2 separate regions of the Mus musculus genome follow, and region 1 is linked to region 2. The links are chromatin loops, found by intact Hi-C in ENCODE. Cell type or tissue: gastrocnemius. All regions are shown on one strand. Each heading gives the region's core, and the rest is flanking DNA. Links, peaks and the distances in the headings are about the cores only. Region 1 holds the start of Nts (neurotensin). Region 2 has its middle 210 kb from the start of Alx1.

Evidence for each region. A loop is a pair of places that touch in the nucleus more often than their neighbours do. Peaks named below come from ENCODE experiments on the same cell type or tissue, not always from the same donor. Only the 100,000 strongest peaks of a DNase experiment are listed, where the experiment ranks them.
Region 1: a loop joins it to region 2, with 4 times the contacts of the local background. A loop is called at or near these places in 30 of 42 quality-filtered maps.

The regions. Positions count from the first base shown.
Region 1 is chr10:102,489,840-102,495,232 of GRCm38, reverse strand. Nts (neurotensin) reads left to right here and starts at 4,815. Exons shown (of 4, transcript NM_024435.2): 1 at 4,815-4,979. The coding sequence starts at 4,910. In gastrocnemius, for the core only: a CTCF peak has its summit at 3,253 (motif pointing left); a DNase peak (open chromatin) is centred at 3,257.
Region 2 is chr10:102,820,999-102,826,391 of GRCm38, reverse strand. No RefSeq gene overlaps it. Among named protein-coding and RNA genes, the nearest start is that of Alx1, 210 kb to the left of the region's middle. In gastrocnemius, for the core only: a CTCF peak has its summit at 2,740 (motif pointing right); no DNase peak of the experiment used is centred there.

The sequences.
Region 1 (5,393 bases), core at 137-5,136, 330 kb after region 2:
CAAGGATATAGGAACAGAAAATGGAAGAACCATCAAAAATGAGCTGGGAATTTGTAGAGATTATGGGCAAAGCATGTTTATGCTTACAGTGGGAAATTGACCATTTAGTTTCCATTTACCTACATCTCTAAGGTCTGTGCAATACACATTTAGTGTATAAGATAGTGTCTATGAGTTTGGGTGTGTGCATACACATATCTATCATTATGCCATGAAAATGTTCTTTAATTGAACAGAAAAATCAATTAGGCTTACAGAAGTCTGACATATTGTTTGCTCAGATGAATTACAGCCACAGCTCAAGAACAGAGATGCATTTAGAGAAATAAAACTTAAATCACAATTATCTGAGCACTGAGCTGTCAAAGGCATATGGCTCCAGGATGATCTCCCTCAGTGCCGTTTTCAAAACTTACTGCCTTAGTCATCAGGATGATTGGGAAAGGCTGAGAAAGCTCAGAAACTCTAAAGGCTCACAAAAAAAATTTCTAATTTTCTAAAAAAAAAAAAAAAAAAAACCTCAATGGACATTTAAGAGATAACAGTTCAAAAGAATGACAAATTTGACAGGGAAAAAATGAGAACTAGCTAAAAATTAGTAATTTAGTCAGGCTTGGTAGGTAAGTTTTAAGCAATTACGAGTTGTAAACTTTGTGAAGAAATGCAGAGTCCTCTCCACCCAAAGTCTGTACTTTGTCAAGAATACAACTGTTAGGAGAACCTAGCGAAAGCAAAAGGCAATGGGAATACCTTACGTTTCTATCATGAGAAGGTTTGATTGGATTGGATCATAAAAGGAAGTCGTCCAAATGAACAAGAACATCACGAGGGGATACAAAGTCAGCAAGGGGAGGCGCCAAACTGAATCTAGCAGAAACAGACAAGTCAGACTTATGTATGTATGTATGTATGTATGTATGTATGTATGTATGTACGTATGTGAGTATGTATTTATGTATGTATATGGCGTGTATGTCAGTTCAGAAGTTTTAGCAAGCCTAGGATAGTGATCAATGATGTGAACAAGTCTCCAGAGGTTCAGAGAGAGCTGGTATGGACCTGCAGGGCTATAGTCCATCCAGTGGTTTCAGGCACTCTGGTCTCCACATTAGACAAGTGACAACATCACTGTTTTATAAGTGTTCATTATTTAACTGCCTATGTCAATCATTTTGAGCAGCTGGCTAATAAATGTGGAACAAATGACCATCCAAATATAGAAGCTCATCTATTGTACAGACCTTGACATCAGTGAGAACCCTGTCAACACTGGGACCTCAAACTGGAAGGCTAACACAGGAAGTGTGTCACAGATGGAAACAAACTAACGTATTATCCTGTAAAGCAGTGTTCCAGATAAAATAATTTTAGGATAAAAATTATTCACATACCTTTCTAGAAAGTTACCTAAAATTCTGTATGAAATGTGTCATTTGGATAAGTTTAAGTGTGTGTGTATGTGTGTGTGCACGCGCGCACGTGCACAGGCATGCAGAAGCCTGTACACATACCTATGCATGAATGTGGAGGTCAGAGAACTGACAGTGGCTTTTCAGATGCTCTTTGAAGACACAGTCTATCAATGAGCCCGATAGGCTAGCTTGCTTAGGCTAGCTGATCAGTATCATTCAGGATTTCTCTTGTTCCCTTTCTTCACTTCCCCAAGTCTAGGTTTAACAGGAATCCATTGCCACTTCCAGTATTTTACATTGGTTCTAGATATCCAAAATCATGTGTTCATGCTTGCAGTGCAGGCTTTTACTAAGTGAGACATTCTTCCTAATCTATGTTATATTTAGCTATCTATTTTATGATTATTTCTAAATATACTCTGAGATTATAATTACATCATCTACCTTTTCACTTTCTTTCTGCAAATGCTATCAGTTAACCCACCTCCCATTTTTGTCTTTCAAATACATGGGCTCTTTTTCTCCTTAATATTTGTTAACGTGTGTGTGTGTGTGTGTGTGTGTGTGTGTGTGTGTGTGTTTATAAATGTAACATACTTTGTCTGTATAATGATACTTGTATGCATATTTTCAAAAATCCCATTTGGTATTGGGTATTAATTATTCCTTTGGGATATGCTTTCCTCCGAAAAACTATTTTCCCATCATCAGCATTCCTTAGTTGCCTGTAGTTTTTGTGTAGTTTGGAGGTGTATTTATTGAGCTTCATCCTGTCTTCTTCCCTGTCCATGTTAGCATATCTGTTGATGCTTGTTGGTTCTTGTTATGTTTAGGCAGTAACATTGGTGAAACTTTAGAATGACATTTCAAGACAAAAATCTCACACCAAATACCAGTTCCTCTTACTCTTAGAATTTTTCTTCCCCATTTTCTGCAAAGATCCCTGAGCATTAAGTTGTGGAGGGTTTTTTTATTTAGTTCTTTTTTTTTTCTTACATTAATATATTCAAATCATTTATTATGAAAGGTCTTCTGCTACATTTACAATTTATCATTCTTATTAATCACAGTATGTTTGAAAGCACTTTGTGCGGTATTTGTTTCTCTGCCAGGCTTCAGTTGTTTGGTTTAGGAAAAGCTGACGTTCTGTGAAGACTTCTCCTGGCCATTCTATTTGGGAATCTTCCCAGGTACTGAGCAAAAGACACTGGGCACTTGTGAGTTCCTGCCAAAACAGATAATTTAATATTGTTCCTATAGTTTGAATAAACTAAGATAAAAGGGAAAAGAGAAGCGTTAGCAACATCATAATCTTACCAGAAAGTGTTATTTATTTATTTTTAATAATAAAGAATATTACCAAAGAGAATCTGTTTGGTCTTCAGTCATTTGACAGTGGTTGCTACATGCTCTTCTATTCTTTCTTTGGTATTTTCTATATACATAAAATAACTCTCACTTTAATAATGAATGTTCATGTGATATGCTTAAAAGGAGTTAATTAATCAGCAATCCATTTATAAACAGTTCCCTAAGTTCCACTTGCTAGAAAACCACTTCAGGGAATAAGCCTCACATTTTTGTTTTACTATCAGACAGCTCGCACATATTTTAGCACTTTTTCAAAGATAATTCTTTGTGTTTTACAATGTAAGAAGCAAAGAAAGTAATTGATTTAAATAGTATATTAAAATCAAATCAGAGAATATATAGCTTATGGGCTTCTTTATTAATGTGGTTCTGAAATGATTCTGTCACACAAATACTGGGATAATGAGACGAAAACCAAGCATTCTCTGTGATTATGGAAAGCTTTCTAAACTTCCACTGTGCCCTCTAGCGGGAGGAAAAATGCATGCATGCTTCAGGCTTGCCAGTCAACCATCCTTTAGAGAAAACTAATCCAGGTGAGTCAAATTCATTATTTTCTTTTCCCCACAGAAACAACAAAACAAAATTAAAGTAATTTAAAAAAATAAAGTAAGCTACTGTTTAGCTTCTGAACATCGAGTTGTATTAATGTATCTTTTATCATTTAAAATAACTGTTCAATATTTGTAATTAATGACTTCCTTTAGGGGTGATGCAAAGATAATCTCTTACCAAATATTGGATATATAAACCAACAGTCTGTCGTAACAATCTTGATTTTTTTCCTTAGTTAATTATTACATGATGATTGGGGATTTTAAAAATTAAACAAATCTCAGAAATCTTTGGTTTCAAATGTTCACACCCCTAACACCAGTTCAGAACACTTCTTGTGTTACCAAGGACCGTCTACAGGAGGAAAGCTATTGCTCAAAAGGCATTTGAGCAATTTTCTTCCAAGAATGGAGAGAAGGAAAGAAGAGCATTGTAACTCACAAATTACCTGAAGATTTCGCCTTAGAATTGTCACTGTGGTGGATGGCATTTATATAGAATATTTTTCTGTCTAAAAGTACAGTCTGCTTTCTACAAAAAAAAAAAAGGATTAAACTGAAGAGAGAGTTGATAGAATGGGGAGAAACAGAGAGAGGGGAGTTATGAGATAAAGGAGGGGGGATATTGCATCAGTAACAAATAACGAAACAAACAATGCAGCAAATATGTAATTAATTATGTAGTTAATTGGGGAGGTATTAATACAGCAATTCATAGTTTACCTTCTAACACATAACCTACTTGTGTTTTTATTTTATAAACATTATTTAAAATATCCAATGAAAGAGCAGCATATGTAACTTAGTCTCCCCTCAGTTACATATAATAAACTTTCAAGTAGGTAGGATATAAAACTACTCATTAGATCTAATTTTCTTCCTTTTATACTGACTTTCCCCTTTTCTTTGTATGTTTCGTCGTCACATTACATTATTATATCCAATTTTCTTTTGCCTGTTTCCCTTCCTATTTTAGTACATGCTATGTAAATTCTCTATGAGTTTTGAGACAACGAAGCCTGTTCTCAGAAGTTTGTGTTACTAGAAAATATACCCCAAGTCTTTAAGACTTCCAAGCAGTGATTTCTCCCTAGAACTTTTGCTTAAATATGAGAAATTACCAAAAAAAAAAAAAAAAACCCTTGCATTTTAAAAAATGAAAATGACAACTATCTGGAATGGGGGCATGATAGAAAATTAGGGGGAAAAAGGTACCAGAAGTACCTCTCACTATGCTGTATATGGCAGTGATTTTGAACAACTCTTTCTGTGAGTCAGAAATCCTGAGCAACAGCTGCAATTAGGGAAGATCGTCACTTTCCATCAAGGTTCACGGGTGGGGGATGAGATAAGGGACAAAGGGAAAGGAGGGGGGATGGAGATGAAGGCAGAGCACATCCTGTGTAGCCATGACATCATCCTCCTGCTCACATATATATAGGGACTGGCCACAGCATCCCTCACAGTTCACTCACTTTGAAAGCCAGCTGAAGGCAAGAGGAAGCACCGAGAGAGAGCTAGCTCCTTCAGTGTCTGAGTGTGTGGACCTGCTTGTCAGAAGGCTGAGAGAAGATGAGAGGAATGAATCTCCAGCTGGTGTGCCTGACTCTCCTGGCTTTCAGCTCCTGGAGTCTGTGCTCAGGTAAGCTCAACTGCATCTCACAACTCCCTGAAGTGAGGGATTTCTCTCGCAGTCTGCTGCTACTCAGGTAAATGAATCCAGGAATCTCTCTCTCTCTCTCTCTCTCTCTCTCTCTCTCTTTCTCTCTCTCTCTCTCCCTTCCTCCCTCCCACCCTCCCTCCTCCCCCTTTGTCTCTGTCTCTCGGTGTCTCTCTTTTCTCTCCTCTCTCTCTGTCTCTCCTCTCTGTCTCTGTGTCTCTCTATCTTAGTATCTCTGTCTCTCTCTGTCTCCCTCTCTCTCTCTCTTTTAGTGAAAGAAAAACTGTAATTATCATGTTTCTCTCCCATTCTGATTATAAGAACTGAAATATATATTTTTTTAAATCTGTAAAGCAGTTCATGGTGCAAGGAAATGCAACACGTTCTCCTTTGGAA
Region 2 (5,393 bases), core at 152-5,151:
ATGTTAAGTATGGTATGTGTTTGCTTATATTCAGATATTAGGTTTTAAGTTACTGTTACCTGCAGTCCATTGTCCCACAGTGCTTAGGTATAAAAGGACTACTGGGGACAAATAGATGTCTTTAGGAAAGCAAAATAGAAAAGGCAGATAACTAATGGTGTGAAGTAAGAGGATCAAAGTGGCAATGAAGAGGAACATGGGAACAATGGAGGGACAGCTAAAAGTAAGGGCCATTTGGGTTGCAGTATGGAAACTTAATGCAGTGTATACACATATACAAACGTGATCTAAATTAATTCACAAATAAAGGGGAGACAGAGCCCCAACTGGACATCTCTTCTCACCAAAACAAACTTCTGGTACTGGGATTTGGTTTTATATAATTGAGTGGTCCTTTAAAGTGGTCCCTTTGTAACCTGCAAACAACCTATGATGTTGTCAAGGCTCTGCATAAACTGAAATCAGTGTTCTATTACTGAAGGCAGTGCCTAACAACTCATTGAGCATGGAGAAGTTGAGTTAGTGTCTACAGAAAGCTTTCACCCCTACTGGCTAATGTTCATAGCACTGCAAGTTACTTTGTATTCTACCAAAGAAAAAAATGCATACTGTTCAGTTTACCATGGTGTTCTCCTTGCATAGTATGACCACGCAGTGGTGACATAGACTGGTGGGAGTAGCCAAAGCAATGTCTGATTTGATTTTAAGGCCCACTCTTTGACCAAGAATCCATACCATACCACTCCAATGACATTCTGCTATATTCACAAATGAGTGCGCTGCTCAGCCATTCTCAGAGAAGCTTTCTCCTGCAGCAGATAGAAACAAGTACAAAGACCCACAACCAGACAACAAGAAGAGAGTGAGAGACCTTGGAATATTCAGCCCTAATGGGATGGCTCCATCAGATCTCTCTCCTCTCTTAGGGCTCCAGGAACCCTGCAGTAGTTGGGGCAGAAGGAGCGAAAGTGCCAGGTGTGGTGAAGACTCTGAGGAAACAAGGTTTCTGACACAGAGCAGGCTTGATAAATAGATGAATACAGAAATTGAAGCAGGGTGCACATAGGACCAGTGCCAGCTTGTACCAGAAGATGTCTTACACGGAAAGAAGTGGACTCAAGCTCCCATCCTAACTCAGAAGCTACCTCCAATGGCTAGCTACTTGTTTGAAGAAAATTTGTTTTTCTTCAAGGGCAGCTTGAACCACTCTTACAGGTAGGAGGCATGCCCAGTGGTAGATGGCCAACAGAGAGTAAACTGAATGGCTTCTTGGGAGATTCTTTGTCTCATAATGTTGTGTCAGGGCTTTTATTTTCATTTTTAAATAATTAAATTAATTAATTAATTAATTAATTAAGCCATACAGGTTCTTTGCTTATAAAGTATGGCTTCTAGGTTTGTACTTTTATGAGATTCCTTAGTATGTAATCAAGTGGTTCTCTGTATCTATATCTACTTCTTGTGACCCTTGGGCTCTTTTTCTTGTTTGTTTTGCTCTATGATAATTTGGTTGTTTTTGCTTTAAATCTAATTATATTATACTATACTCCCTTAGAAGCTTTTAGTATTTTTTTTTACAAGGAAGAAAGTCTTGTGGAGAGAGAGCTATAATCAGAATATGTTGTATGAAAAAAATATTTTCAATAAAAATTTAAATGTGTGGAACTTATCATTTAACCTTGCAGTGGTAAACACCGAACTGTTTCTTTTGCTTATATCTCCCAGTCACTCTGATTTAATTATCTTCTATATTTTCTTTTATAAGGTTGAGTTCTGTAGCGGCTTGTGTTCTCCTGCTAATTATGGTACCCGAAAACCTGTCTGCAGTGTCCAGCATGTAGGCTAAAGGAAGTCTGCCCCGAGTCGGCTCTGACTGTGAAAAGTTTCCAGCTGCTAATGACTAGCAGGGAGTCAGAGGTGGTACTTTTAGGATTCCCAGGGAAGAAATGCAGGGAAGAGAGAAAGGGATTCCTCCATGAGACAGGCTAGGCCACGGATCATAGGGGACAGACCACACTGGGAATGCGCAGGAGGGAGAGATGGCTGAAATGTAGGTAGGTACAAAGGGGAAAGCGGCCCCCACGAGGGCTGCCCAGAAGGAGCCATGGACAGCAAAGATAAAATATAGATTTAGCAAGTATTCACTCAGGAATATCGGAGGGGAGAGTGATAACCACGTGGAGGTTCAGGAGTGGCCCAGAAATGGAGCTAGCCAAGGCATATTAAAATTAAAATATAAAGGCAGTGTGTGTGTATGTGTGTTTCTGTCCAGGATCGAGAGCATCTGGGTAGGGCAGAGTGACCCCCGTTTGGGATCTCAGAGTGGTGTAAGTGGTTCAGAGTTCTGTCTTAGAAAAAGAGGAAGGTATGAAAATGTGATGTAGGACACCTCTGTGGATCTAGTCTATAAGATTTCTATTCTCAATTACTGTCTCATTTAACTTAAGTTCAAAATCAAAGGACTCTTTGTGTTAAAAACATCCATTAATTTTACATTCTTGTCTTGCATATTGCTAAATGTGACACCTATACAAGTGGTAATAACAACTAAAAAGTAACAAAAAGTAAAATTTTGTAAATTTTCAAATTTTGTAAATTTTTAATTGTATAATTATTGAATCTGTCCTATTTATAATTTGTGAACATTTATAAATGCATGCATGGGTATTTAAAATATATAACACAAAAATTTCATAATCTGCAGCAGTAATTTTAATGAAAATGCTTCTTGATATATTTCTAATGGTACCACTAGATGGCACACCTTGATAGAGAAAACTAATACAAAGTTGGAGGTAACATTTTCTATTATGCATTTCTTTGACTTATAAATAAAACAACTGTCAAAGTATAAATAAGACATCTAATAAAAATTCCTGCAAAGATCATTAGTATTAATAAGTTTCAGAAACTGTTTTTCATTTTCCTTAAATGAAATCTATGTATAAACACTCAAAAATGTAGTCAGAATAAAAGTCTTGTTCCTTAGAACACACTTTTCTTAATAGTGTATAGGAGTATTGTCATAAATATTCAGAGCACATACACTCTGTTTTTTCAAGGACATAGTTTGAAAATAACAAATTGAAGTGATAAATCATTAAAAACCAGACAGGCTTCTCTAAGACATTTACCAAAAGCACAAGTATATGATCGGCACATATGTGAACAGTAAGACACCTGTTGTTAAAAGCAAAAATCAGTCTGGAAGATACACCCATGTTGACCACTGTTCTTGGCAATTTACATGTAGTTATTGTTTTTATCATGTGATCAAGATATGAAATCCCAAATGAAATATAATAAAAGGAGATAATGAATCAAATTAGGCTCTGTGATTAGGAAGCTAGTTTTGAGTATGCCTATGCTAATTCAGAAATTGCCTATAGGTCAGAATTTTCTCCTCACTTGTTCAGAGAGAGGAATTCTAAGCCTAACACAGAGGAGAAAAGGTCTGTCTATCCAATTATCCACTTATCCATTCAATTCTTCAATCTTATAATGAGTATTCATCTGAGGTCTACTAAAGTTAAGTCCTAATAACAGACCAGAGAAACCAACAAAGATTATTTAACATAGAAAGTTTGAATGTCATTTGATGAACCACAGAGGAGCACCAGGAACGAGAGCTGGCTTGGTAATAAAAGCTCTTCCTGAGAAGGTGACACTCAAGCAAGTGCCTGAACAGGGGGTGGGGAGGAGATAGAAGAACAGGAATGTGCTTACACTGAGCCACATACAGATAACAGGTTTTATTAAAGTGTGCATTAAAGTTAAATCTCACATCTTAGGCATCGATTGCTCCTTCCTGAAGTCATAACCTGAGCACAAGTAGGAAGAGAGGCTAGAATGCTGAGAGGTCTAAAAGGAGCACTCTTCTCCCTGTCACCAAAAATGGTGTACAGTGTTCATGAATGAAATGAAATGGTGTATAGTCTTCATGAATGCCCAGGACTACAGCCTAGAATGACTTTCTCACGAAAAGACAAATTCCAAGCACCCATGATATTCTCAAAACAACAGAAGAATTTTGTAAATTAACATATGAAAATTATGTGAGAGCAGATACCCCCTGACAAACTGGAAGGATGGATGTGAGTGGGGTGTGTTATTGTGATTAAGAGAAAAAGGTGATTATTTTCTTGTCTTTGGAAACCCAAGTCAGAGAGCAACAAGATTTGTAGCATCTCTGCTAGTTTCTTATCAGACAGGATATTGGACATTCAACAAATTAGTAACTTAACTGACCTGATTTGAAATATTGATTTCTCTTTATTAATGATAGGGTACAGATTATCAGGAGGTTCTAATGGGGTTATTCTCTGAGCTGGATGCTAACACGGATTCCAGGAAGTTTCTTTATTCCCCTGCATAGCCATGAGTGACTGCAGCTCCCAACTCCTGGATGATGAGGGAATGTCTAGAAAAGGCTGAGACGAGGGAGAGAAACAGAAAGCAATAATCAGAATGAAATGAGAGCAGACCAGGAACTTGGAAAGCTTGTTATCTCCTCTCTCAATGTTTGCTTGAAGCACAATTTTTAAATATCATAATGTACTTGGCCTTTATGGCTCCAAAATTAATAATCTGCTTTATTATGCTGGGTGGGAGAAAGCACAATTCCAACTAAATGAAGAGAAAGGACAAAGGAATGTGTAAAACGTACTGTGTTGGCACAAAGTCTGCCTCTGTCATTACTTTGGAACAGCAAAATATTCAGCTTAAAGCTAAGCCTTTTGGCTTTCATCTTTGTTGATGTTCTCCAGAAAATTGTTAAGTTGTCATAACCATCTATTTCTCAATGTTCATTTATGCCTGAAGTAAACTTAGTGGGGCACGCAGACTGGTCAGGCTTTCCTTGGCTGGAGATAATTCTGACAGTGGGTTACCTAGGTACTGTCCACAGGATGCACCTAGTCTCTTCCATGATTTATTGATAAGTGTTAAGCCCTCACATTCCGGTATTCTCAAGTGAAGGGCCTGGAGCCTGCAATGTCCATAGTCATGTTTGTAATCATCCTTAATCATTCCTATACAACAATGAACATATTATTGGCGTGAATATCCTAGGAAAACTATGAAAAACATACTTTCAGATACTCCTAGTTATAATTCTTTTTTTTCTTTTTTCCTCTTTCTTTCTTTCTTTCTTTCTTTCTTTCTTTCTTTCTTTCTTTCTTTCTTTCTTTCTTTCTTTCTTTCTTTCTTCCTTCCTTCCTTCCTTCCTTCCTTCCTTCCTTTCTTTCTTTCTTTCTTTCTTTCTTTCTTTCTTTCTTTCTTTCTTTCTTTCTTTCTTTCTGAGACAGGGTTTCTCTGTGTAGCCCTGGATGTCCTGGAACTCACTCTGTAGACCAGGTTGGCCTCGAACTCAGAAATCTGCCTGCCTCTGCCTC